Linked DNA regions of Homo sapiens: regions 1, 2 and 4 are each linked to region 3. Evidence: chromatin contacts called from ENCODE Hi-C or POLR2A ChIA-PET data. All regions are on one chromosome and are shown on one strand. The core of a region is the stretch at or near the end of the contact, and the rest is flanking DNA. Distances in the headings are between cores, read along the strand shown. Region 1 overlaps DNMT3A (DNA methyltransferase 3 alpha). Region 2 holds the start of DTNB-AS1 (DTNB antisense RNA 1). Region 3 holds the start of DNAJC27 (DnaJ heat shock protein family (Hsp40) member C27). Region 4 overlaps DNMT3A (DNA methyltransferase 3 alpha).

Region 1 (6,989 bases), core at 1,523-4,022, 320 kb before region 3:
CAAAGGTCGGGCCTGCCCCCGCCTGGCCAAACCTTTCCTCTTCAGGAGGCCACGGCAACCGTAGTTTGACAGAAGAGCAGCACCTTGATTTAATGCTTCCCAGCATGTGTCCTTGAGCAAGTCACCTAACCTCTCTGGGCTGCTTCCTCATTGGGAAAATATGGCTGCCAGTAAAACCTGCCCTGTCCACCTCCTGGGGCACTTGGCAAACAGCAAAAGAGTCCAAATGTGCAGGCTGGGCCAGGCGCAGTGGCTCATGCCTGTAATCCCAGCAATTTAGGAAGCCAAGGTGGGCGGATCACCTGAGGTCAGGAGTTTGAGACCAGCCTGGCCAACATGGTGAAACCTTGTCTCTACAAAAATACAAAAATTAGCCGGGCATGATGGCGGGTGCCTGTAATCCCAGTTACTCGGGAGGCTGAGGCAAGAGAATCGCTTGAACCCGGAAGGGGAAGGTTGCAGTGAGCCAAGATTGTGCCACTGCACTCCAGCCTGGGCAACAGAGCGAGACTCTGTCTCAAAAAAAAAAAAAAAAAAAAACAATGCAGAGCTGGCTGTGTAAAAAACCTGTTCCACTGCAGGGCCCAGTGTCCACCAGGCTGGGGTGCAGGCCTATGGGGTGGGGGCCCAGCATCAGCCTCTCAGCAGCCCTGGGAGGCGGGGCGCATCCCGTGCCCCTCGTGGTCTGGATGTGTTCTAGCCCAAGTCCTAGGTTACACCTGCCGTCGCCTGGCCTCTCAGGAGAGGCCCAGGGTGAGGAGGAGCATGGTAAAGGTGAAGCTGATTGGGAAGTCAGCTGTTGGGAAAGCAACTCCTTGCACATTGGAGGAACCGAGAAAGACTGACCCCGAGGACAGCAGCCAGCATGGCCCTTCCTGGGAGCCCATGTTGGGGGATTCCTGCTGCAGCCAAGGCTCAGCCCTTGTGGTCGCAGGTGCTGGTCCTGGCCTCTTCCCCTCCCATGCAGGAGCACAGGAGAGATGGCTTCTGAGGACCTGTTGCAGCTGTGGCCCTGGGAATAGATTTGCCAGGGAGCTTTAAAGCAGCTGAGTGTGTCATCCAGCTAAGCCTGGGGAAGGAGCTTGGCTCAGGTCCTGACAGGTGTGACAGGGATGGGGACTGGGAAGTAAGAGATGAAACCCTGGCTGGAGGCTGTGAGCTTCCACAGCCAGCGCTGGACAGGGAGGGTCCAGATATACCCACTAGTGCCCTCACCAGGTCCCACCCCCAAGCCCAAGAAATCCTGGGCTCTCTCCTCCTTTTGCCCCCAAGGACTGTCTGTCTTGGCCTTCAACAGGCATCTGTCCCTGGGTGCCTTCTGCCCCCTGGCATTGCCCTCACCCAAACCAGACTCCACCTGCCCCTTGCATGCCCAGGCCAGTGTGCTCCCTTCACGACAAACACTTTCCACTTCCTGAGCACTGACCATGTGCGGGAAGCCACCAGAGGAAGATGCCTTCTATTTCAGTCAAGTGTGCTGGAGAGAGGAGGCCACACATAATCACAGTAAATGTAGCACCGGCACGTCCTTCTTCAGGAACCCCCCGGGACTCCATTTTTTAGGGGACAAGATCTGAATTCCAGCCCCTCACCATCTGACCACTCCTTTCCCTGCTATGCCTGATGCCACCCCTTTGGCCACAGAAACCTCACCTTCTCACTGCTCCCCAAACACACTAGCCAGCCATTCCTCCTGCCCGCCCCTTACACAGTTCCACAGCCTGCCTTCTCTCCGCCTGCCCCAGCACCACAGCCCGGTAGAACCTAGCCTGAAAATGAAGCCCAGTTCAGCCACTGTGACCCACACTGGCCTTTCCCTTCTCCAACTGTCTCCAAAGTTAATAAAAATGAACTGATAAAGACAAGTTCCAAGCCCACCGATCACACACATGGGACTGCAGTGGTCTGCAGACCTCACTTTGAGAAGCATTTGTTGTCACCTGTCGGTACAGAACTGAGTATAACTATTCAGAAGCTTTTATGTGTGTGTGACAATGTTGCCACATCCACGTGCTGTGATTTTATATTTTACAACCGTATCATTTCTTGGTGCACTGAGAATTTAAAAATCTGGAACCAAAGCTTGAGCTTTCATCCCTGACAGTTTGAAAATGCACCGCCATTGCATAGTCGCTGAGCTGTGCCACACTGAGTTTGCCTGCCTCACTGAGGACAGAGACCAGCAGTAAAGGCTCATGGTTATGCAGCATGTTACTGCCTACAAAGGCGTTTTACAGGGGTTACCTTATTTGATGCTGACAAACCTGCGTGAGGTAGTTGGGGACCGCTTTCATTATCCCCACATTCAGAAGAAGAGACTGAGGTTCAGAGAAGATGATCAGGACTTGGACTTCACACCTCCCAACTGCAAAGCCTATGGTGCTCTTTCCTCCTTATCACTGCATCCGTGCAGTTTGGCTACTGGGTACCTACCCAGGGGTTCTCTGTCAGTTAATATGTGAATTCAGGGCTGCTGGAAAAAGTGTGTGGAACTGGTCCAAAAAGCATACAAAGAAAATGGAACTGAAGAGAGTTATTGACACAAATACCAGGGAGCCTGTGTGTAAGTGCCGAAGGCTGCAGGGGGCTGAGGGCAAAGAGGTGCGCCTGCTTAAAATCGGCAACGGCCTAGTTGTCTGCAGCACTGGCCAGAGAGCCAGGATGCTGCAGTCAGAGCCGGCAACAGGAAACAGGAAGTCAGCTGCAGGGCAGGGCGGGGCTTAGGAAGGGAGCTGGCACCTGGGCCAGGGCCTGCGGGCTGGCCAGTGCCCATGATAGGGAGGCGGGGGCTGGTGCGTGGAGCTGAGCCCGTGTGTGGGTGTGAGGTGGGGAGGAAGGGGCAGCCTCTAAGGATGTTGCAGGGTGACAAGTGTGGGTGTCTGAGGCTGGTTCCTGCCTGGTTGCCAGCCCAGACAGTCCTGCAGAGGCCTTTGTCCTTCATGGGTGGTTCCGGTTGGAGCCCTGAAGGGAGAGTTTCTGCCTTTGCCCACAAGGCCCTGGGGGGTGAGTGGCCCTGTGGGGCTCCATCCCCTATTTACTAGCGATGCGTATTTATTCATTGACGATTTATACCCACCAACTTCCTCCAGGGTTATTTTTGCTCAGAGGGAGCACTCTGAGGTCACCTCCTGCTAAGAATAACCCAGAATGGGAGGGAGGAGGAGGAGGGGGCTGGGCGCTGGTGCTGAGCTCAGCTGAGCCCAAGCTGGTGTTAGGGCTGACCCTCCAACACCGCAGGAGTGAGCCAGTCCAAGAGGGCAAACTGCCCCACTTCAGAGCAGATGACTTGGGGTAACCTAAATGGGGAAGTCAGGGAACCATTCTGCTGCAGGCAAAAGTCAGCTAGGTACAGCTTATGGCAGCTCTTGGAGGTTTGCAGCACTGGCTAGCTTTCCAGCCTGATAGGACCTTTGATTCTTCTCCAAGTTAAGACAGAGCTCAGCAGCCCTGCTTGTTTTCAGATCAGAGCCGCTCCTGGGCTAACCCTCCGGACCTCGGCTGGGTGATATGGTGCCCCTACCTTTTATGCATATAACTTCCTGACATCGTGTCTCCCACTCCTGGGCTGCAGCCCTTGGCCCACCCCTAGAGGTGGCTTTTCTTCCTGCGAGCCTGCATCAGTACACGCTGCTGCCCACTCTGTCTCCTCATGTTTTGGAAGGCATGAGGAAGACAGGCCGACACACTGCTTGTGAGGTAGAGCCTATGGTTATGAACCTTGCAGCTCCACCCACCCACTCCCCGACCTGAGCGGTGAAATCAACGCCCGCTACTGGAGTGCTGCATGGAAGGGCCTAGCCCATGGTGGGGACTTAAGTGCAGTGGGACTCCTAAGGATGCCGGGGAAGCCAGGGAAGATGGAGGAGGTGGGGCTTGACCTGGGCCTTAGAAGGGAGGTGACATTTGGAGAAGTCAAGGGGAAAGTGAGAGGCACCCCCGACCCCAGCTGAGCTGGGTGTGGAGGAAGGAAGGCATGCAGGGCAGGGTGAGTGTGGGGAGGCCCAAAGGCAGGGGCCATGAGCACACAGGCACAGGCCTGGCTGAGGGGACTAGGGATTCATTGAAAAATGTATACGGGGCTGGGTGCAATGGCTCACACCTGTAATCCCACCACTTTGAGAGGCTGAGGCAGGTGGATCACTTGAGGCCAGGAATTCGAGACCAGCCTGGCCAACATGGCAAAACCCCATCTCTACTAAAAATAGAAAAAAGCCGAATGTGGTGGCACATACCTGTGGTCCCAGCTGCCCAGGAGGCTGAGGCACGAGAATCGCTTGAACCTGGGCAGGCAGAGGTTGCAGTGAGCCGAGATTGTGCCACTGCACTCCAGCCTGGGCTACAGAGGGAGACTCTGTCTCAAAAAAATAAATTTTTATATATATATATAATAAATAGTAGCTGGGTATGGTGGTACACCTGTGGTCGCAGCTACTTGGGAGGCTAAGGCAGGAGGATCTCTTGACCCCGGGAGGTTGAGGCTGCAGTGAGCCATAATTGTGTCACTGCACTCCAGCTGGGTGACAGAGCAAAACCCTGTCTCAAAGAAAGAAGAAAAATCTTCTCAATCTTGATTGGAAAGGTAGTTTGCAGGCAGCCTGAGGGGCTTTTACTCTTTATCCTCTCTGAAAAATGTGTTATCTGGAAGGTTGTGAGGAGGCGGATATGACGTGATGGGAGTCGTGTTTGAGAAATTGGCTCTGGCACCCATGAGCATGGCGTTCATCCCTGAGCATGAGCACATGCTGGGAGAGGGGAGGGGGCAGGGGCGCCAGCAAAGTCCCAGGGCCTGTGGGGGGTGGCAGTGGCGGGGCAGAATTGGCCAAGCCTATGCTGCTGGCCCTGGGAACGCTGGAGAGGAAGGGGTGAAAGGAAGCCCTAGCAATGGCACAACAGGGACAGCATCAGCGTTGTTGTCAGAGACAAGGCTTCTGGAAGGGAGCAGATGGGGAAGGGGCCCCTGTCAAGGCCACCTTACATAGCTGGTCTTACTTGGGGAGCATTTAAGTAGAATCTCAGAATCTCCTTTTTTTTTTTTTCCAAAAATAATCCCTCTGTTTATTTTCATCTCTCCACATCCCAGGGCCACCTTCAGCGAGTCATTCATTCCCACAGGTCCTGGCCTTGGTGGCCTTCCTGGGGCCCCATGAGCTTTTCTAGGGCCCGGGCTCCACCTGCATTGTTCCTCCTGTTGCAGGTACGCGCCGGCACACCCATTGGAGGAGAGCTGTTGACATGGGCTTTCTTTCATCATCCCCACCTAGAGAATTTTGTACATTTTGGTTCTCCTACCTCAAGAAAGACATAAGCGAGTTGGAAAAGCTCCAGAGAAGGGCACTAAATTGATCAAGGGGAAGGCAAGGCTGCCAAGAGAGGACAGGCTAAAGAGATTAGGACTCCCCAGTCTGCAGAGACAAAGGCAGAGGATGTGATTAAGGCTATGAAATCATGTCGGGTGCGGCGGGCTGAGCACAGCACAGCTGGGGGGCAGAGGGAGGACACCCATTAGAAATTTCAGAAAGATAAATGAAGCACAGAAAAGATAGCACCATTTTCCATGGTGGGTTCCCTTCTTACCAAACCTGTCACCCTAGGATTGGCAGAAATTGAAAACAGAAGCAACTTCAAAAGAGATTTACTTAACGTATGGGATCTCTCATACGTAATGGCTTTTTTTGTTTTTGTTTTTGTTTTTGTTTTTGAGACAGATTCTCACTCTGTTGCCCAGGCCGGAGTGCAGTGGTGCGATCTCGGCTCACTGCAACCTTTGCCTCCCGGGTTCAAACAATTCTCCTGTCTCAGTTTTCTGAGTAGCTGGGATTACAGGCGTGCACCACCATGCCTGGCTAATTTTTTTTTTTAAGGGTCGAAGGGATTTATTGAAAATGAAAGTACACTACACAATGTGAGAGCAGGCCTGAGCATAGGGGGCTCAAAGGCCATTTTTTTTGTATTTTTAGTAGAGATGGGGTTTCACCATGTTGGCCAGGCTGGTCTCGAACTCCCAACCTCAGATGATCCGCCCGCCTCGGCCTCCCAAAGTGCTGGGATTACAGGCGTGAGCCACTGAACCCAGCCAGCATAATGGCTTTTTAAAGGGAGCCTCCAGCTCACTCTGAAATCCTTTGAGGTTGACTTCAAAGAGCACAACCAGGCCCTTTTCCAGGTGGACCAGTGTCCCCGCTGGAAACAGAACCCTGAGTGGGCCGGCCACTCACCACGCATGGTCATTCTGGCATCCATTTGCCATGGCTTGTGACGGCCTAGCCAGGCCATGGACTGAGTGACCTCTAAGGCTTTGCAGAGCCCAGAGTTCTCTCCTCAGACACACGGGTGGAGAGATCTCTGGGGAGAAGGGAGACAGGCAGCTCCCAGCAGATGTGGTAAGGGGAATGGTAGGACCTGGAGGGGGTGCCCAGGCTGGGACCAGAGTTTCCAGAGTCGGCCCTCTGTGGCCTCTGGTCCCGCCATCCCTGACCCCACTGGCTGCGCTTTTAGCCACCCCACAGGGAAAAGGGAAATTGGAGGAGTCAGGGTCCTAGCTCCATAGCGTTGGAGCTTGCTCCATCCACCCCAGGAAGGCCGAGCAAGGGGGCATCTGGGGACCCCCTGGCCCCTCCTGGAGTGGGCATGGAGCAGGCATCTCTGGCTCTCCCTACCACAGGCCACTTCCAGCTGCTATCAGATCTCTGGTGAGGGCCGCCAGGGGAAAGGGGGCTGCCGGAAGGGCGGGGGCGGGCAGTCATGGCCCCGTGCCAATGCTTCGGGGGCAGAGCTGCCCTGCTTACGTGGACATGCAGCTGTTTCCTGAAACTAGAGTCAACCTGGAAAAATTCAGGCTGGTTGAGGGGTGATGGGCCTGCAGAGCTGAGGAACTGGAAGGAGCGAGGAGTTGCGGTGGGAGTGGAGGGGCTCACTGGCGTGTTTGTGTTGGCATCACGCAGCTTCCTTGCACCCCTCTGTCCTGTGGCTGGCAGTGGGTGTCTGCAGGC
Region 2 (6,020 bases), core at 3,301-5,800, 450 kb before region 3:
TTAATCTTGTGATAAAGTGGAGTCATTGGAGGTTTTAAAAATAACAGTTTAGGAAAATGCGCAGGGCAAGTTAGAGTGGGAAGAAACTAAAGGATAATAGGAGACTAATTTCATCCTCCAGGCCCGAAGTGACAAGGATCTTAACCCCAGGAGTGGTAGCCCAGGAGAATATCAGTTTAGAGACTTTCTCCAACTTCTGCATTCTAAGTCAGTCTCTTAGTAATGAAGCTAGTGGGCATTAGCAACTTGGATAAATGTAGCATTTGTGTTTTAAACTGAATTTTGACTTGCTCAAGACAATTACTGTTTTGTTATGAGCTGAGTTGTTGGTGGTGTTGGTGGTGGTGGTGGTTGTTGTTTTTTCCCCCTAGCTTTGGCCCTGAGTATTTGGGTTGTTTTGCATAGATATGTTTCTACATTAACCCTGTTAGCAGGATTTTTCCTCAGAAATATTTTATGTCTAAATGGGTCTTATTTAAAGAAAATCTTATGTAAAAATGTGGCCTAAATCCCTCTTAATAGTTGTCAGATACCCAGCTAAGCAACCTAGCCCCTCATCTAAACAGCAGGGATGTACTTAAACATACATGGCCTGTGTAACATCTGCAGCCTCGTGGGGCTTTAAAAGCCCTGCTGCCATGGAGTTAGTACACCTGTGGGATGGGAGATAATAGGGTATCCAGTCGGGCGCAGTGGCTAACACCTGTAATACCAGCACTTTGGGAGGCCAAGATGGGTGGATCACTTGAGGCCAGGAGTTCAGCCTGGCTGACATGGCAAAACCCCATCTCTACTAAAAACACAAAAATTAGCCGGGCACGGTGGCACGTGCCTATAATCCCAGCTACTCAGGAGGCTGAGGTGGGAGGATCGCTTAAGCCCAGGAGGTGGAGGCTGCAGTGAGCAGAGATTACACCACTGCACTCCAGCCAGGGTCAGAGAGTAAGACTCAGTCTCAAAAAAAAAAAAAATAGGGGATCCACTCACCTCTTCCCTGTGTCACATCTCCCTTTTCAGAAAGATGTTCTCAAATATTACCCAAGCATAGATGGGAAAGTCCCAGTGCCCCAGTGTGATTTTTGTAAAAGGCAAAAGGTTTATGTAAACTGCAGGGAAGCCAGAGTGTATCTCCCCTAAGTAACCTTGTACCATTGCCTTTCAGTTGGATTGTCTTAGTGATCCCCAGAACTACTGACCCCAAGCCCCATGCATGCCACTGTGGCCTTCTAGTGTACCGCTGATGCTTGTATTCAAGGGCTAAGCAGAACGAGCTAATGCCCGCAACTCTGATCCCAAACCCTGAGTTTCTTTATATTTGCAGCAGTAATTTCAGAAAAATAAGCAGGACACTGCTGCCCCTGTAGGATCCCCTGCCAGGTTCTTAAATATCATTTACCCGTCTGACAGGCTAAGGCTGTTCAGACTGGGAGGAAGAATTTGCAAACACAAATCTAGGAATGTTGCCTTTCTATCCATTGGCTAGAATTCACAGTCGAAAATCTCATGCCTTTAGTGTCCAGCTTCCTAAAAGAATTACCACGTAATCTTAATTTTTGTATTATATGCATACCTGAAAGGTCATACACAGGAATTACTGACTTCTGTTAAAATTTCAGTGTTTTCCTACTATTAGAAATATATATTCATCAACCCATAAAAGTACCCTTTAGAATCCTAATTTTAGGCCAGGTACAGTGACTCACACCTGCAATCCCAGCACTTTGGAAGGCCAAGGTGGGTGGATCACCTGAGGTCAGGAGTTTGAGACCAGCCTGGCCAAAGTGGTGAAGCCCCATCTCTACCAAAAATACAAAAGTTACCTGAGCGTGGTGGTGCGCGCCTGTAATCCCAGCTACTTGGGAGGCTGAGACAGGAGAATCGCTTGAACCCAGGAGGTGGAGGTTGCAGTGAGCCGAGATCACACCACTGCACCCCAGCCTGGGCAACAGAGCAAGAAAAAAAAAAAAGAAAAGAAAATCCTAATTTTAATTTAAAAGGGGTTGTCTGCTTTTATTGATGTTCAGTATGCTAGCATTTAATTCTCTCATAAAATAGTCGGAAGCAGTTAGTCAGATGGACAATCAAGCCACATGGTCTGAGATACTCATAAATTAAAATACATCTCACAGTAAATTTTCATGCCACAGAGAGTTCTTTCATTCTGCTGCTTCAGGAAACTATTATGTACTTTATCTTCTATCTGAAATGATAATTTAAAGAAGCATACATAAGAAGTGACATCACTGTTAATTCATTCAACAAAAATCTTAATCCTTTTTTGGAATAAAGCAGGGTTAAAATTAATTTTTTTGTTTCTTTAACAAAAATCTATTGAGTTCCTAAGTGTCACATTAGTTATTTGGCATATCATGGTGACTAGACTCAATCCCTGATCAATCAAGGAGTATCAAGGACCCTCCTTCTTTGTTTTTTTGTTTTTTTGTCTGAGATGGAGTCTCACTCTGTTGCCCAGGCTGGGGTGCAGTGGCACAATCTTGGCTCCCTGCAACCTCTGCCTCCCGGATTCAAGTGAGTCTCCTGCCTCCTGCCTCAGTCTCCTGAGTAGTTGGGATTACAGGCACCCGCCACCACAACCAGCTGATTTTTGTATTTTTAGTAGACGGGTTTCACCATGTTGGCCAGGCTGGTCTCGAACTCCTGAGCTCAGGTGATCCACCCACCTTGGTCTCCCAAAGTGCTGGGATTACAGGCGTGAGCCACCCTTTATTCTTTTTAATGACATAATGTAGACTGACACTCAGGCATTCATGTTTCTCTACATATCTTTCCCTTATACTTTTTACCTGATTAATGAGTATTAATTAATTACTGACCTCAAAAAAACTTCCTATTTAATCTAGAAGTGTTTATGTGTTGGTGTTTCTAATCCATGTTCTACTTCATTTTCCATTTGTCTGATATTGCTTTTGAAACTCATTTTACCAGGCCAGGCGTGGTGGCTCATGCCTATAATCCCAACACTTTGGGAGGCCGAGGCAGGTGGATCACCTGAGGTCAAGACCAGCCTGGCCAATATGGTGAAATCCCACCTCTACTAAAAATACAAAAATTAGCCAGATGTGGTGGTGCATGCCTATAATCCCAGGTACTCAGGAGGCTGAGGCAGGGGAATCACTTGAACCCAGGAGGCGGAGGTCACACTGAGCCGAGATCGCGCCATTGCACTCCAGCCTGGGCGACACAGTGAGACTCCATCTCAAAAAAAAAAAAAAAAAAAAAAAAAAAAGAAGAGAAAAGGAAACTCATTTACATTTACCAGATGAATTCTGCAGTTTTGAATTTCAACCTCATTTGCAAATGCTTATCTAGTTTGAGTGTAAATTTTTATGTAAATGACTACAGTGGCTATGTCATTGCTTTGGCCACCTTGCCAGACCTCATTCATGTGGAAGAGACTCACATGTTTTTAGGTGACATAAGCAGTTCTAAGTTTACACTTTATAATTAAGGTATTACCCCCTTTTAAATCACGTTGGCTCTATCCCTTGTCATCAGTCAATATTTAGTGACCCCACCTGACTAGTTGATAACACAGAGGTTCTCAGACCTGGGATCTGACCTGTTTACTGTGTTGACAGAGCCTTAAGGGCTTTATCTGAATAAGTTTTGTGAGTTTAAATTATACAACACTATCCTAAATAACACTTTGCCAAAGTCCATTCTCTCCCCAGTACCAGGCCACATGGAAGGCCTGTAAGTCCTGGAAGCGCTGCCCTGCCCACTGTCCCCAGCCTAACCTGATATATCTACTGCAAATTACGGTTTCTCTTCTGACAAACTTAAATTGCAATCACCAGATGTCCAAGTATGAAACATTGCTTTCTGAATTTCCCTATTCTGTTGAGCCACAGCAGTGTTCTCTTTAATACCAAACCTGGAGAAAACTGTGGAAGTAGGGAGATGTCTTAGAAACAGTTCTAAGAAATTACATACTGGTCTTTTGACCTCGGATACAATTTCAGCCTGTTAGGATTGCCCCATCCCTCCCCAACCATCGCACTTTCCACTTCAACACAGTGCCAGCAATGAAAACACATTTTATAATTGTTTAATAACTGTCCTATGACTGTTTGCCTTGCCTCAAGAATATAAGAAAAGTGTCCTGCCCCAAAGGGAAGTCTGGCAAGGAAGAGAGCTTGCTTCCTAACTGCAAAGCAGGTGCAAAAGCAGAAGCGCTCTAATTCCTTCCCGCTGCCAGAGCCAGTGTTCAGCGCTCTGTGCCTAGGCTCCTGTGAGTTTGGCTTTGGTCAGGCATCCAGCATCTGGCTTTGATTGTGAAGAGCACCTTCCCATGCTGAGTTGGGAGTCTCCTTAAGAGATTTCTCGGTGCCCATTTATTTCTAGTCCCTGTCTGTCCCTTGCAGTAATAAAAATTATGTTCTCCAAGTGTTTACTCACCCTCTCCCTTTCGTAATTCCTTTGCTTTACTGAGGTCTTTCTCACCATTGCACCCAGGTCTGTAGACTGTGTGGGAGCAGGAGCACTTACCCATTCCTGAGACTTCCTAGGCACGTACATGTTCAGTAAAGACTGGCTGCATGAATTGTTCCAATTTAAATAGAACCATTGCACAGCTTTTAGATTTACATACTAGGCCAAAGAGCTGAGTCTCCCTGACCACAGTGACCCATGGTGAGGCACAGAAGGAGGAAGTGGAAGAGGCCCATTAAAAGACAGAGTAGATGAGTAGCAAAGAACTGAAGAAAGAGAAACTTGAAAGTGTTCTCTTTATCCTTTTTCCTGCAGTGTCTGATAGTGCATTCATTTGGGCAGTCAGCTAATAGCCAGCAAGTGCCTGCTCTGTGTTCCATCACCATAAGGTTCTAAAAGACAGAGACCGGCCAGGTGCAGTGGCTCACACCTGTAATCCCAACACTTTGGGAGGCCAAGGTAGGCGGATCACCTGAGGTCAGGAGTTAGAGACCAGCCTGACCAACATGGTGAAACCCCATCTCTACTAAAAATACAAAATTAGCCGGGCATGGTGACACATGCCTGTAATCCCAGCTACTCCAGAGGTGGAGGTTGCAGTGAGCCCATATCGCACCATTGCACTCCATCCTGGGCAACAAGAGCGAAACTCTGTCGATAGACAGACAGATAGATAGATAGATAGATAGATAGATAGATAGATAGATAGATAGATAGATAGATTGATTTAGATGACAGAGACCATTTCTTTGTTTCCAGTGCTTTCTGCATAAGAGGACTAAATAAACCTGTATTGAATTAATGAAAAACTGAGGTCAAGAATTCTTTTTTGAATGACCTTTCAGGGTCTCCAAACAGTTTCCAGTTTACTGGGGGAAGTTGTGTATGTATGGGACTCACTGAAAAAAAAAAAAAAAAAAAAAAAAAAGACTGTGCCTGAAAGCAAGTAGACGGGGATACAGTTCCAACATGTTTAGTGTGGAGAGGGGACCAAATAAGAAAAGAACCTGTAGTGGGCAGAATTGCTAGTTGGGAAGTGATGAGGGCAGTGGGTCTCAGACTTGTATGCACCAGAATCAGAGACAAGATTGAACGCATTGCTGTGGCCCACCCCTAGAGCTTCGGTTTGGTGGGGATAGGGTGAGGCACAAAGTTTACATCTCTGACAAGTTCCCAGGTGATGCCGATGCTGCTGGTCTGTGTTCCATGCATCAAAAACCACTTGCCTCGATAAATGTACCTAAACACATGTGAATATCGTGAATGATGAATATAGAATTATTATTACAATTTCAAGTCATGGTTGCACTTCCTCTTTCAGATTCCCCTAAATAGCTATGTGAACCTTAGGCAGGTCAGGCCCTCTAGGCCTGTTTGATCTATAGTAAGAATGTTGGCGAGGTGGTTTCTAAGGTTCTTTCCTTCTAGCTCTAGGAGTTAGCATTGAATCACTCACCGGGCCGAGGCCTGCTGCTTGCTTCGTCCTCTGATGCTCCTGTGGGGGATGGGGCCTTTGATCTCAGCACCTGTGGGCCTGGCCTGGTTTGCCTGATTTTTCTATCATTTCT
Region 3 (6,432 bases), core at 3,381-5,880:
CTCGGCTCACCGTAACCTCTGCCTCCCAGGTTCAAGCAATTCTTGTGCCTCAGCCTCCCGAGTAGCTGGGACTACAGACACGTGCAACCATGCTCAGCTAATTTTTTTGTACTTTTGGTAGAGACACGGCTTCACCATGTCGGCCAGGCTGCTCTCGAACTCCTGACCTCAGGTAATCTGCTCACCTTGGCCTCCCAAAGTGCTGGGATTACAGGTATGAGCCACCGCACCTGGCCCATAACATCTTTTCTGTGGTATTCCAGCCAAATATAACATAACTGACTCTAATTTCAAGAATACACAAACAAACACAAATTGAGGAATATTCTAAAAATAACCGTCATTTTGAAAGAAAAAGAAAAGCTGAGGAACCATTCCAGCTTAAAGACTAAAGATATGTAACTAAATGATCCTAGATTAGATCCTAGACCAGTTGACCAAGTCAAACACAGCTATAAAGAATATTATTGGGACAAATGGTGAAATTTGAGTGTTAACTGTGAATTAGATAAAAGTTTCCCAAATTTTCTTTGTTCACAGTGCTTTCAGCATCTCAGGGTTTTGTTTTGTTTTGTTTTGTTTTGAGAGGGAGTCTCGCTCTGTCACCCAGGCTGGAGTGCAGTGGTGCTATCTCGGCTCACTGCAACCTCCGCCTTCCAGGTTCAAGGTATCCTCCTGCCTCAGCCTCCCGAGTAGCTGGGATTACAGGCGCCTACCACCACATCCAGCTAATTTTTTGTATTTTTTAGTAGTGACGAGGTTTCACTGTGTTAGCCAGAATGGTCTCGATCTCCTGACCTCGTGATCCGCCCGCCTCGGCCTCCCAGAGTGCTGGGATTACAGGCGTGAGCCACTGCGCCCGGCCCAGTGTACTCACTTTTCATCACAACCAACTGGAAAGCCTAGATGCCCCAAGACATGACATAGCCAAGGAATTTGGCGCCATCTATTGTTGAAACTGTAAACAACTTCAAGCTAGTAGTTTTGTACAGTCATTTAGATTTCATTTTGTTTGCCTTGAAAATTTAGAATGCAAGCTATTCCACAGATATCCCCCCGTGGATTTACTGTGGGGATGTGAGGTACCTCAGTGTACAGTTTGATTCAAACCACAGGATTTTATAATAGTGCTGTATAAATGCTGCATTTTCTGATTTTGATAAATCACTGTTGCCATGTAGAAGAAAGTCCTTCTGAGGAAACACACATTATTTATGGATAAAGAAACAAGCTGGCTGGGCACATTGGCTCATGCCTATAATCTCAGCACTTTGGGAGGCTGAGGCAGGAGGACTGCTTGAGCCCAGGAGTTCAAAACCAGCCTGGGCAACACAGTGAGACTCCTTCTCTAAAAAAAAAGAAATACATATATAGGTAAGTATGACATATATTCATATATGTATATATACACACTATATATATATGTGTATATATTATATATGTCTTTATATATATTTTTGAGCAATTCTCCTGCCTCAGCCTCCCAAGTCACTGGGATTACAGGTGCCTGCCACCACATCTGGCTAATTTTTGTATTTTTAGTACAGATGGGGTTTCACCATGTTGGCAAGGCTGGTCTCGAACTCCTAACCTCAAGTGATCTACCCGTCTTGGCATCCCAAAGTGCTGGGATTATAGGTGTGAGCCACCCAGCTGGGCCTGTGTTTATATCTATCTATGTATATCTATCTATTAAAATGTCTGCAAATAAACCTCAAACTACTCAGAAACATTTGAGTATACATGTACATATAGATAGCACAAGTGATAGAAAAAATGGGACAAAATGTTAACAACTGATGAATTTGGATAAAGGGTAGACAAGATTTTTTGGTCTCATTCTTGAAATTTTCTGTGTAAAATTATTTCAAAACAGTTTTGAAAGATGAAATGCAATACTACATTTTAAGGTATATATTCATATATAGTAAAACAATTTTAAATGCCTGGAAATTAAAGCAGCATTCAGATTGTTGCAACTGTTTGTAGAGAGGGAAGAGGGATGTATTGGGAAAGGCTACGCACAGTATCAGTGATGTTTTCTTGTTTCATTTATTTATTTAGAGACAGGGTCCAACTTTGTTGCCCAGGCTGGAGTGCAGTGGCACGACCACAGCTCACTGTGGCCTCAACCTCCCAGGCTCAGGTGATTCTCCAACCTCAGCCTCCCGCGTGGCTGGGACTACAGGCTTGGGCTACCACAACGGCTTTTTTTTTCGTAGAGACAGGGTTCTGCCATGTTGCCCAGGCTGATCTCAAACTCCTGGGCTCAAATGATCCACTGGCCTTGGCCTCCCAAGGTGCTGGGATTATGGGGTGGGCTACCATGCCCAGTGGTGATATTTTATTTCTTAAATTGGGTGGGGGATACATGGCTATTCATTCCATTATACTTTATACCTTTAAGTATGTCCTAAATATTTCATAATTTACTTTCTAAAAATACACATTAAAAAGATGTAGGATTTTTCTTAACACATAAAAAAGTATGAGCAAATGAGAGCATGTGGCTGCTGTTTGCTGGGAGACTACTACGTACTTCCTGTGCATTATCTCCTACAATCCTTATCACCACCTCATGCCTACAACATATGCCAAGATTAAGTGTATCGGGCTGGCTCCAGAATCCATGCTCACACTATACCTCCCAGGTCCATACTATGGAAAAAGCAGCTAACTCGTGCTGATTTTTATTTTTTTATATTCAAAGAGTGGGGGAAAAAAAACAACTTTCTTGCTCTTTCGATTCCAAACTAATTTAATACACACAGTAGAAAATGTAGCTATATACAATAAAGTGTCAAAAGCATCAATATGGGCCGGACGCTGTGGCTCATGCCTGTAATCCCAACACTTTGGGAGGCAAAGGCAGGAGGGTCACCTGAGGTCAGGAGTTCGAGACCAGCCTGGCCAATATGGTGAAACCCCGTCTCTACTAAAAATACAAAAATTATCTGCGTATACCGGTGGGTGCCTGTAATCCCAGCTACTCGGGTGGCTGAGGCAGGTGAATTGCTTGAACCCGGGACACAGGGGTTGCAGTGAGCAGAGATTGTGCCACTGCACTCTAGCCTGGGCAACAAGAGGGAAACTCTGTCTCAAAAACAAAAACAAAAACAAAAAAAACCCCATCAATATGAAAAAAATAGTAATCAATTTAAATCTGTGGCATGTTTTACTGCTTAGTCTCAACAGCACCATACTTAATCAATCATAACAGCTGAAGATTTGACATTTTATAATTATTCTTCCACAATACCAGTTACCCTATTACAGGGCCAAAGGTGAACTGTCGAAGAAATTACATGTTTAGTAATTTGATTTATTAAATCATACTGAGAAGTTAGCATGTGGATTCTTTTAAGCTTTAAAACTATCCAAATTCTAACCAGGACTTATATTTCATATTTGTAAATAATTTTAGAAGCTTCAGTGAATTAAGTTATATTATTTGATTATCAAAACAATCCAGAATAAACTTGTCTTAAAAAAAACTTAATGTTTAAAAAACACATTTTAAAATTAAAATGTGGAAAATCTGACTTTACTGTGAAATGTTGAGCCTTTGCTCATTGCCTTCCTGTAATGCACTTCCCTTAAGATGTTTAAAGTTAGGTGAGAAAAGAAGCAATGCTACTTTTGTCTTTGTAATATACAGGGAAATTGGCAGCCATTTTTTTTCAGGGCACTATAAATAATCATTGTCAAGTTCTATTTATCTTCTGTAACTGAAGATATTCACTGAAAAAAAATTACCGTTCCTGTCAGACTGACTTTTATTCAAGCACTGTCACATTGTCAGCTAAAGGGAAGGGGAGAGCAGACGTCGAGGTCACGTTCGAAGCGAACAGCGGGGAGCTGAGGAAACTGACGTCCACAGCTCCAGCCTGGCTTAGCGTTAACACCTGCAGTAGACCAAGCCTTTCTCCCACAGAGGAGTCAACAAATCCATCAGAGATCTGTAATAGGAGGGCCAAGACTAAACACTCTTGCCTTGACTCCAAATAGACAACTCCATTTAAAATAAAAAACAATAGGAACCAGATTCAGAATCGCTTCACGCCTTGCCCAAGGCCCTCTTCCAGAACCAGGGTTCCGACCTCCCCACTTTCCTGGCTTTGGGGTCTGCCTCTCGGGGATCTCGAGCAAGGGGAACAAAATATTGGAGGGGGAAGAGGAGCAGCAGCCCGGCCCATGGAACCGAAAAAGAATCCAGAAAAAAAAAAAAACACTCCCAAACGGACGAGACACTACCAGACCCGCCCTGAAGAGCCAATACATTTCCACCACTCGGCTGCGAAAGCAACAAACGCCTCCCGTCCGGGCGTCCCTGAAAACAAGGACGCGCTCACCTCGAAGGGTAAACCCAGCCGCCCCCCAACGCCGCCTTCCCGTCAGGGGACGAGGCCTTAGAAACTCGGTAACTGCAGTCGCGTCTCCAGGGCCTGCAGATGACGTCAGCAGCCCCGCGCTAGCATCGCGAGACTCCCGTCTCCCTCCCCCGGCTCCCCACGCTCCCAACCGCCCGCGCCTGCTGCCAGGCAGCGGCGGGGATGGCGAGCAGCGGAGGCGAGGCGGTGACGAGAGCAGCGGCTCCGCCATTGGACGAGGAGGCCTGAGGGACGGGCCAGCGGTGCACAAGAAGAGACCGAGGCGGGTGGCCCCGAGAGAGCCAGGGCCATGGAGGCCAACATGCCGAAGCGGAAGGAGCCCGGCAGGTCTCTCCGCATCAAAGTCATCTCCATGGGCAACGCCGAAGTGGGGAAAGTGAGTACAGCGAGCCGGGAGGGGCGGGCCCCAGCGTGGCGGGGCGACGTGTCCATTGGCTGGAAGGGCGGCCACTCAACAGCCTGGGGCCCGGCCTCCTCTCCGCCCCCGAGCAGGCCCGGGTCTCAGCCGAGGGGTGCGGCTCCGCGAACGAAACTCCCCGACCTTTTTGACCTTTCCGTTGCCCCCTCGTCCTCCGACGTCACTCTTCCGGAGATGGTGTCTGGGGTGGCCTCTAAGCCTTGAATGTACCCCCAAAAGAGTAAGAAGGCCTGGGTCCCCATGAGGGGCCGTCGGCCTAGATACCTTGCCCGCGTTCTAGGGGGCCGTCCGGGACCGGGAGATGGAGGATGAAAGTTTAGTTCCCCCAGCCGGGCCTGGGAGCCGGCGGAACGTTATGGGGTGCGTGTGAGAATTTGGGGTTCGCGAAATGGTGCCCGGCAGCCCAGATTCTGCATTCCCGTCACGAGAGAGCGTAACTGACGTTGACGTGTTTCACAGGGGAGGTGCAAGGGATGGCCGGGGTCCGCGCTGTTTTGTTTTGCGTTGTGTTTTATTTTTGGTGGTGTCCCCATATCTGTTAGTTCCACCGCCCTTCTCTCTGCCCCATCTGTGGTTCATCAGCTATAAACTCTCCTTTAGTACGTGGGGAGGGAAGGCCAGAGGTAACCTGAGGCCTTTTCCCTTATGAATTCCAAGACGGCCTCCTCTTCACTCAAATTCTTTCCTTTTGGGCAAGTGGAATCTGTTGGTTAAGAACTTCCCAAGGTCATCAAATCAGTGACCGAGGAAAGATTAGAACCTAAGTCTTCACATTCCCACTGCGGTGCTCTTTCCGTCGTTGTATGCGTTCAAAATCAACTCCGAAAGAGCTGTTAAGGCAGTGCCTAGTCCAGTGCCTGGCACCCAGGAGATGCTCAGTAAATGTTTACTTAGTGTTTTTTATTTCTGTGTAGCATGATCCCGTACTACTTTTGTGTGTATGTGCTAGCATAGTATTCACTGAAAGTCAACATTTTTTTGAACGTCAGCTGTGTACGAGGTGTTTTTTTTTTTCTAGGGACTGGGCACGCTAGCTCAGGCCTGTAATACATCAGCACTTTGGGAGGACGAGGCGGGCGGATCACTTGAGGTCAGGAGTTCAAGACCAGCATAGTGAAATCCTGTCTCTACTAAAAATGCAAAATTAGCCAGGCATGGTGGTGCACGCCTTTAATCCCAGCTACTTGGGAGGCCGAGGCGGGAGAATCGCTTAAGCCGGGGAGGCAGAGGCTGCAGTGAGCCGAGATCACGCCATTGCACTCCAGCCTGGGCGGCAGAGTGAGACGCCGTCTCAAAAAAAAAAAAAAAAAAAAAAGTAATTTTACTGTGCCTAATGATACAACATTAGAAGCAGCTCAGAATGCCCAGTGTCACCACATCTACTTAACATTTTTCTAGTTTTATTAGCCAGTGCAATTAGACAAGAGTAAGAGAATATAAAAATATTAGAAAAGAGAAGGTAAAATTAACATTATTTGCTAATAATACGATTGTTTACCTGGAAACCCAAAGAGAAATAACTGAAAAACTATTAGAAACATTATAAAAATTCAATAAAGCAAAATTATTACCCACAAATTAATAACTTTATTGTGTCCAAATTATATTCAGTTGGAATGTGTA
Region 4 (6,334 bases), core at 1-2,500, 300 kb before region 3:
GACCCTGGGCGTATACGGTTCCTGCTCTCATGGAGTTGACATTCTGATGGGGGAGACAGGCAGAACATAAAGAAACAAGGGGCTGAAATAGAAGATAGCAGAGGCCTGCTTTAGTTGGGGTGGTCAAGACAGGCTTCTTGGAGGAGGTGGCATTTCAGTTAAGGTCTGAAGGAACCGAAGAGCTGGCTCTGTGAGGAGTGGGGTCAGGGAGAGTGTTCTAGGCAGAGGAAACAGCACCAGCAAGGCCTTGACTTGTTTGGCAAACTGTATGCCAGGGTGAAATGGCAAAGGAGAAAGGGCCAGATGCAGCCAGAGAGGCAGGCGGGGCTCCACACATCAGTTGGAGACCTGCAGAGTCTGCCCAAAAGCTGGCTTACTTCTGACAATACTGGGCAGCCATAGAAGGTTTCTGTGCACAGGAAGGATGTGATGTGGATTTGAGAGGCAGCAGTGGAGACAGAGAAGAGCTTTGGGGTGTATTTTGGAGCTAGAATAGCTAGGGCTTGCTGATGGACCGGCAGGGAGGGGAACTGGTGGACTCAAGGAGGACTCACAGGGGTCTGGCCTGAACACCTGGTGATGGTTGTGCCATTTGCTCAGATGGGAAGACCCAGGGGAGGATGAGTTTGGGACAGGTGGGAATTGAGGGCTCCGTGTGAGATGCCAGGTGCCTGGAGTCTGGGCTGTAGGGAAGTACGGGCGACAGAGGTGGGATTTGAGAGCAGAACCCTGGCATTTAAATCCATGGGAACTTAAGGGCTCAGCAAGGGGAGAAGGAGGAGAGACGAAGTCTCAGAACATGTCCATGAAAACCCCGACATTTCTGGGCCACATGGAGAGGAGGAGTGGCAGGCAGTAGGGACTGAGGGAGAAAGCAGTACAGAGCGGTGTCTGGGGAAGCACGGGGTTTTCCCAGAGGGTGGCTGCCCAGCCCTAGGGAAAGCTGAATTCACTGAGACATGCCCATGGCGTTGGACAACCTGGAAAGGAGCTGGTGACTTTATAGAGAAGCTTCTGTGGGGGTCGGGGAGGTGGGAACAGCCCGTGGAGGGCTTCAGCCATGCAGAGAGGTGAGAAAATGGAGGCTGAAAGACTGAGGAGGGAAATCAACTCGCCACGCACAATTTTTGAGCTGTCTTGTATGTTTGATTAGTAGAGAACTGGGTACAAAGAGAAGTGGGTGGTGACCTAGCTGCACAGGAAAAGAGAGGAAACTGCCACCACGTGGGGCACTTCACGTGAACTCAGCTCTCATTTCGTCTTTACCCCAGGCCTCCAGGGGAAGGCGGCCCTGTTTGTCTGTTCGCCTTTGTGTGAGAGCTTTCTCTAGAGAAAGTGCAGAACAGAGGCCAGGCGCGGTGGCTTACACCTGTAATCTCAGCACTTTGGGAAGCTGAAAGGAGGTCAGGAGTTCGAGACCAGCCTGGCTAGCTTGGTGAACCCCTGTCTCTACCAAAAATACAAAAAATTAGCCAGGCGTGGTGGCTCATGCCTGTAATCCCAGCACTTTGGGAGGCTGAGGCGGGCGGATCACCTAAGGTCAGGAGTTCGAGACCAGTCTGCCCAACATGGCAAAACCCTGTTTCTACTAAAAAGACAAAAAATTAGCCGGGCATGGTGGCAGGCGCCTGTAATCCCAGCTACTCAGGAGACTGAGGCAGGAGAATCACTTGAACCCGGGAGGCGGAGGTTGCAGTGAGCTGAGATCACACCACTACACTCCAGCCTGGACAACAAGAGCAAAACTCTGTCTCAAAAAAAAAAAAAATACAAACAATTAGCCAGGTGTGGTGGTGCGTGCCTATAGTCCCAGCTACTCAAGAGGCTGAGGCAGGAGAATTGCTTGAACCCGACAGGTGGAGGTTGCGGTGAGGCGAGATTGAGCCACTGCACTCCAGCCTGGGCAACAGAGCAAAATTCCGTCTCAAAAAAAAAAAAAAAAGAGAAAGTGCAGAACAGGGTGGGGGTTCTGGCTGCTTGATTGTTTTCTTTTCCTCTGGGATCCAGGAAGGCAGAAATTACTTTCCCGGAAGAGCCCGGAGAAAGGGCAGCCTGTCTGAGGTCTGGGAGGAGAGGCACTTACCCCTGTGCGTGGAATGTTGTGTTTGGGGTGGAAATTCAGGAATGGGGCTCTTCTCTCCAAGTCAGTCGCTGCACTCCTGGGTTCCCCGCAACCCAGAAACAGGGGCTTTGCTTTTTAGCTCCTGGTTCTGTGAGCGAAGTGTTTCTGTTCTCATTTAGCCCTGGGGCAAGAAGCTTAGACTATGACTTTTAGGAACCGGAAGAACTTTCAGAAATTCCATGATTCTCAAACTCTGCTCCCTTGAAGAAGCAGTATGGAGGCCTGCCCTCAGTTACAGTGAAAAAAAGGGTTCTTTCCTCAACTCCCAGGAAAAATTAGATCATAGATACATTTTCTCAATTTTAGGTCTCTACTAAAATTTAAAAAGACTTTTTTGGGCTGGACGCAGTGGCTCACACCTGTAACCCCAGCACTTCGGGAGGCCGAGGCGGGTGGATCACCTTAGGTCAGGAGTTTGAGACCAGCCTGGCCAACATGTTGAAACCCCATCTGTACTACAAATACAAAAATTAGCTGGGCATAGTGGCGGGCACCTGTAATCCCAGCTACTTGGGAGGCTGAGGCAGGAGAATCACTGGAACCCAGGAGGCAGAGGTTGCAGTGAGCCGAGATTGTGCCACTGCACTCCAGCCTGGGTGACAGAACGAGACTCTGTCTCAAAAAAACAAAACAGACTTTGTAAAACTCATGAACATTTTCTAACATATGCAGAAGCAGAGAGTAGTGTAACGACCTCCCATTGCCATCACCTGGCTCCAGCAATTATCAAAAGATTTTCTAGTAAGTCTTCAACCCTTGGCATTTGCATCCCCACTCCCAACCAATGAAGGTAGCAGTGGGCATTATTAGAAAAACCAAAATGTTGATTTAATTTAAAAGACTTTAGTACACTTGACTTGCAATGTGGAGATCTCCAAACAAAATATATTTTCTGCTAATAACATTATTCCTTATTCCTATGCTGTAATTAAAGAATCCATGAATTCCAGTACAAGTTTTAGAACTACTGATCTCATTTTCAGACTAGGGGACTTGGGGCTACCGAGTTTTATAACTGGCCACAAGCTCCCAATGAAGAATTGGGAACAGGACTAGAATGGAATTAGAATTTACGTTTCCTATTCCAATGTGGGGCCCAGGCCCTGACTGTCACACAGTCTCCTCCTGGGCTATGCCTGGGGTTAGGAAGGGGCTAGATGCAGGTATCAAGAATGGGGAAAACACAGGTAGCTTTCAAGATTCCCAAGTCGCCCTCAGACTCAAGAGTAGTAGCTGTTGCTATCAGGCCTGTTTTCTTTGTTTGTCTGTTTTTGAGACGGAGTTTCACTCTTGTTGTCAAGGCTGGAGTGCAAAGGCTGGAGTGCAATGGCTCACTGCAGCCTCCGCCTCCTGGGTTGAGGCGATTCTCCTGCCTCAGCCTCCCGAGTGGCTGGGATCACAGGCACCTGCTGACACACCCGGCTAACTTTTTGTATTTTTAGTAGAGATGGGGGTTTCACCATGTTGGTCAGGCTGGTCTTGAACTCTTGACCTCAGGTGATCTGCCCGCCTTGGCCTCCCGAAGTGCTGGGATTACAGGCATGAATCACTGCACCCGGCCTATCAGGCCTGTTTTTGTTTTTTGGTTTTTGTTTTTTTGAGACGGAGTTTCGCACTTGTTGCCCAAGCTGGAGTGCAATGGCACAATCTCAGCTCACTGCAACCTCCATCTCCCAGGTTCAAGCGATTCTCCTGCCTCAGCCTCCCGAGTAGCTGGGATTACAGGCGTGCACCACCACACCCGGCTAATTTTTTGTAATGTTTTCTAAGTGGTGTAACAACAGCACAGACATTTCTCCTCTTTTCTCAGTCTCATTTTGCTCTCTGACATTTGAGCCCTTCTGAAACTGCCTCCCTGGGCCTTCCCAAGGCCGCTGCAGGTTCCTCCCCACCTCCTTCAGCTGATCTCAAGCGGCAACCTCTGTTAGCTGCATCCCCAGATCTCCACCCCCCACCCTCTGCCAGTGTTGATCCACTGACCCCTTACCCACCCTCCTAGATCCAAGTACCCTCCTCCTCCCAAAAAAGGCACCTCCCCTCCTGACAAACCACCCAGCCTTCAGGACCCAGCTCCAGCTGTTCCCCAGGCAATATCACTTGAAGGGCCAGCCAGCGCTTCCTAATCTCAGAATGCAACGCCTGCAACCTTTCATTCAGGGCACCTTTACTGAGCCGGTTTCCAGAAGCCTCCACAGCTGAGTGACATGTAAGATACTGGGACTACCAGAGGCATAGAGGATTCCTAGTTTTCCCATGATAGGATGAGGGCTCATAGCACCTGCAGAAAGAGCTGCCCTGAATGGGGCGTAGACGAATGCTGCCTGGGGTCATCTACGCATCAGCAGGGGTGGCTTCTGGCTTTTGACGGTTGAACTGGAATTTAGGGGAGGGCTGAGGAAGGCATTTCAGAGGGAGGAATACAGCAGGCACATACCTCTCGAGGCACAAGACACTTGGGCTTTTCAGGAATGGGAGTTTGTTGTGGTGGTGCACAGCGGGTGTGGGCAGAAAGCAGCTAGGAAATGTGGCTGGAAGGTGGGGCAGGGGCCAGAAGGAGGAGCTGCCACCAGACCCCAGGCTGCACCAGCCCTTCCCCTAGGCTGTGTGCCCCACCTGGGGGGCTTCTTCCCTGGGAACGCACTCCCCAGCTTAACTTCCTTCTCCTTGCCCACCCTTGTTGGACCACAGTTACTGAGTGAGCCTCTCCCAGATTACCCCCTTCAGGCTTTCCCTCCCCCAAGATTTAAGACGACTCAGAATGTCACAAAATGAAAGAAATGGAAAATAAGTGAACGGGGAAAATGAGACATTTCTGCAGTCCCTGAGGCTGAAGTGAGAATTCCTGCTGGAGCTGGGAAGGAAGTTGTTGTCTTCTGTCTGTTCCATCTCCTGTTGCTGTTCCTTCACCTGCTTACTAGTCCTGTAAGGACTAAGCTCTGTTTTAATCATGATCACACCCTGCCATAGAACCTCCAATGGCTCCCCATTGTCTCCCCCATCATGTCAGATACCCTCTGGCTATTTCTCAAGTCTTCAACCCTTCGACCTCCACAATCAGCCCACCCCACTTTCACTACAGTCCTCTAATAGAAGGGTGTCCCCTAGGAAGGGACATTGCCATGCTCCTTCCTTCCTTCCTGTCATCGTTCCTGCTGTGATTTCCCCAGTCCATTCTTCAGGGTTGAGGCCAAGAGCTGCTGCCTCCTCCAGGAAGGTTTCCAAGATTTCTCCAGTCCACAATGACCTCTTCCCTTCCCTGAATCCCTGTAACCCTCACTGGGGTTTGTTTGTTTGTCTGAGACAGTTTCACTCTGTCTCCCAGGCTGGGGTGCAGTGGTGCAGTCTCTTGGCTCACTGCAACCTCCACCTCCCAGGTTCAAGTGATTCTCGTGCCTCGCCTCAGCCTTCCCAGTAGCTGGAATTACAGGCACGCACCACCACACCCAGCTAATTTTTATATTTTAAGTAGAGATGGGGTTTTGCTATGTTGACCTGGCTGGTCTCGAACTCCTGACCCCAAGTGATCCGCCTGCTTTGGCCTCCCAAAGTACTGGAATTACAGGCATGAGCCACTGCACTCAGACTGTCCTTACGGTTAATATTACTTAGCACTCAATCATATTTCATCAGGGTATTTTTCACTGTTTCTTATGTGTTGATCACATCTTCCTCTGTCTGGCCTAATGCAATGGGCAGGGAGAACAGGCCCAGTGAATACCTGCTGGCTGGCTAAGCAGTTGGGAGGTAGGTGAATGTGGGACCACTTCTCTGGGAACATGAGATCTTAGATTTCCACCATGACAAGGGCCCACACACTTGATTTCGAGGTGGTTTTTCCAGGGGTGCTGACAGGTGTACCTGGAGGATGGCATGGGGACTGGTATGGACAGCCTCCATGGGTAAAGGGGGGCCAGAGTCTCCTCCATCCTGTATTCCTGCCATTCTCACCAGGCTTCTGAGCTGAGGAGAACCTTCCTTGGCCTGGCAGAGCTGGCCAGGGCTGTGGGGAGGGCAGGGTAGGGCAGTTCCTCCTCCCAAAGGAAGGCACTCCCTTAGCTCCTCTTCCTTCTAATTCTCAGAGCAAAATGCACTCTGATGGAGGGCTTGAGGGTTAGGAAGGGCCTCTCGCTTCATTAGCCCTCCCTGTAGCTCTGCAAGGCAGATGAGCACAGAGACCCAGGGTCAGTAGCTGGGCGGTCATCTCGCCTGGGA

The links. Hi-C counts contacts between places; a loop is a spot of excess contacts on that map. ChIA-PET counts read pairs that join two places held with the same protein, here RNA polymerase II (POLR2A). Pooled maps may share reads with other maps.
Region 1: a pooled map shows a loop between it and region 3 (5-fold over the local background). The contact joins the enhancer-like site here to the promoter of DNAJC27 in region 3. A Hi-C loop is called at or near these places in 2 of 37 single-sample maps with no recorded cell type and 7 of 50 pooled maps.
Region 2: a pooled map shows a loop between it and region 3 (15-fold over the local background). The contact joins the promoter of DTNB-AS1 here to the promoter of DNAJC27 in region 3. A Hi-C loop is called at or near these places in 5 of 37 single-sample maps with no recorded cell type and 5 of 50 pooled maps. POLR2A ChIA-PET finds 5 or more read pairs at or near these places in 2 of 52 experiments (A673 and GM12878).
Region 4: a loop to region 3 is called in a map of CD8-positive, alpha-beta T cell, with 18 times the contacts of the local background. The contact joins the enhancer-like site here to the promoter of DNAJC27 in region 3. A Hi-C loop is called at or near these places in 1 of 168 maps with a recorded cell type or tissue (CD8-positive, alpha-beta T cell), 5 of 37 single-sample maps with no recorded cell type and 8 of 50 pooled maps. POLR2A ChIA-PET finds 5 or more read pairs at or near these places in 2 of 52 experiments (activated CD4-positive, alpha-beta memory T cell and activated T-cell).

The regions. Positions count from the first base shown.
Region 1 is chr2:25,291,059-25,298,047 of GRCh38, reverse strand. All of the region lies in intron 3 of DNMT3A (DNA methyltransferase 3 alpha), which reads left to right. Among named protein-coding and RNA genes, the nearest start is that of MIR1301, 34 kb to the left of the region's middle. RefSeq lists enhancers at 785-1,286, 2,273-2,794, 3,251-3,370 and a silencer at 2,674-2,968. Within about 2 kb of position 2,772, at least 34 of the 41 ENCODE cell types and tissues checked have a DNase peak (open chromatin) inside an H3K27ac peak, as active enhancers do.
Region 2 is chr2:25,419,623-25,425,642 of GRCh38, reverse strand. DTNB-AS1 (DTNB antisense RNA 1) reads right to left here and starts at 4,550. Exons shown (of 3, transcript NR_183382.1): 1 at 4,420-4,550; 2 at 2,128-2,200. All of the region lies in intron 15 of DTNB (dystrobrevin beta), which reads left to right. RefSeq lists an enhancer at 5,618-6,020.
Region 3 is chr2:24,970,153-24,976,584 of GRCh38, reverse strand. DNAJC27 (DnaJ heat shock protein family (Hsp40) member C27) reads left to right here and starts at 4,630. Exons shown (of 7, transcript NM_016544.3): 1 at 4,630-4,767. The coding sequence starts at 4,681. It overlaps DNAJC27-AS1 (DNAJC27 antisense RNA 1), which reads right to left and starts at 4,473. Exons shown (of 3, transcript NR_034113.1): 1 at 4,353-4,473. RefSeq lists enhancers at 3,581-4,098, 4,310-4,389, 4,099-4,617, 4,600-4,709, 4,970-5,079 and 2 more and a silencer at 4,840-4,919.
Region 4 is chr2:25,268,412-25,274,745 of GRCh38, reverse strand. The region is part of intron 6 of DNMT3A (DNA methyltransferase 3 alpha); the gene reads left to right. Among named protein-coding and RNA genes, the nearest start is that of MIR1301, 57 kb to the left of the region's middle. RefSeq lists enhancers at 1,196-1,696, 4,191-4,781. Within about 2 kb of position 1,250, at least 19 of the 41 ENCODE cell types and tissues checked have a DNase peak (open chromatin) inside an H3K27ac peak, as active enhancers do; they include CD8-positive, alpha-beta T cell, where a contact is called at or near this core.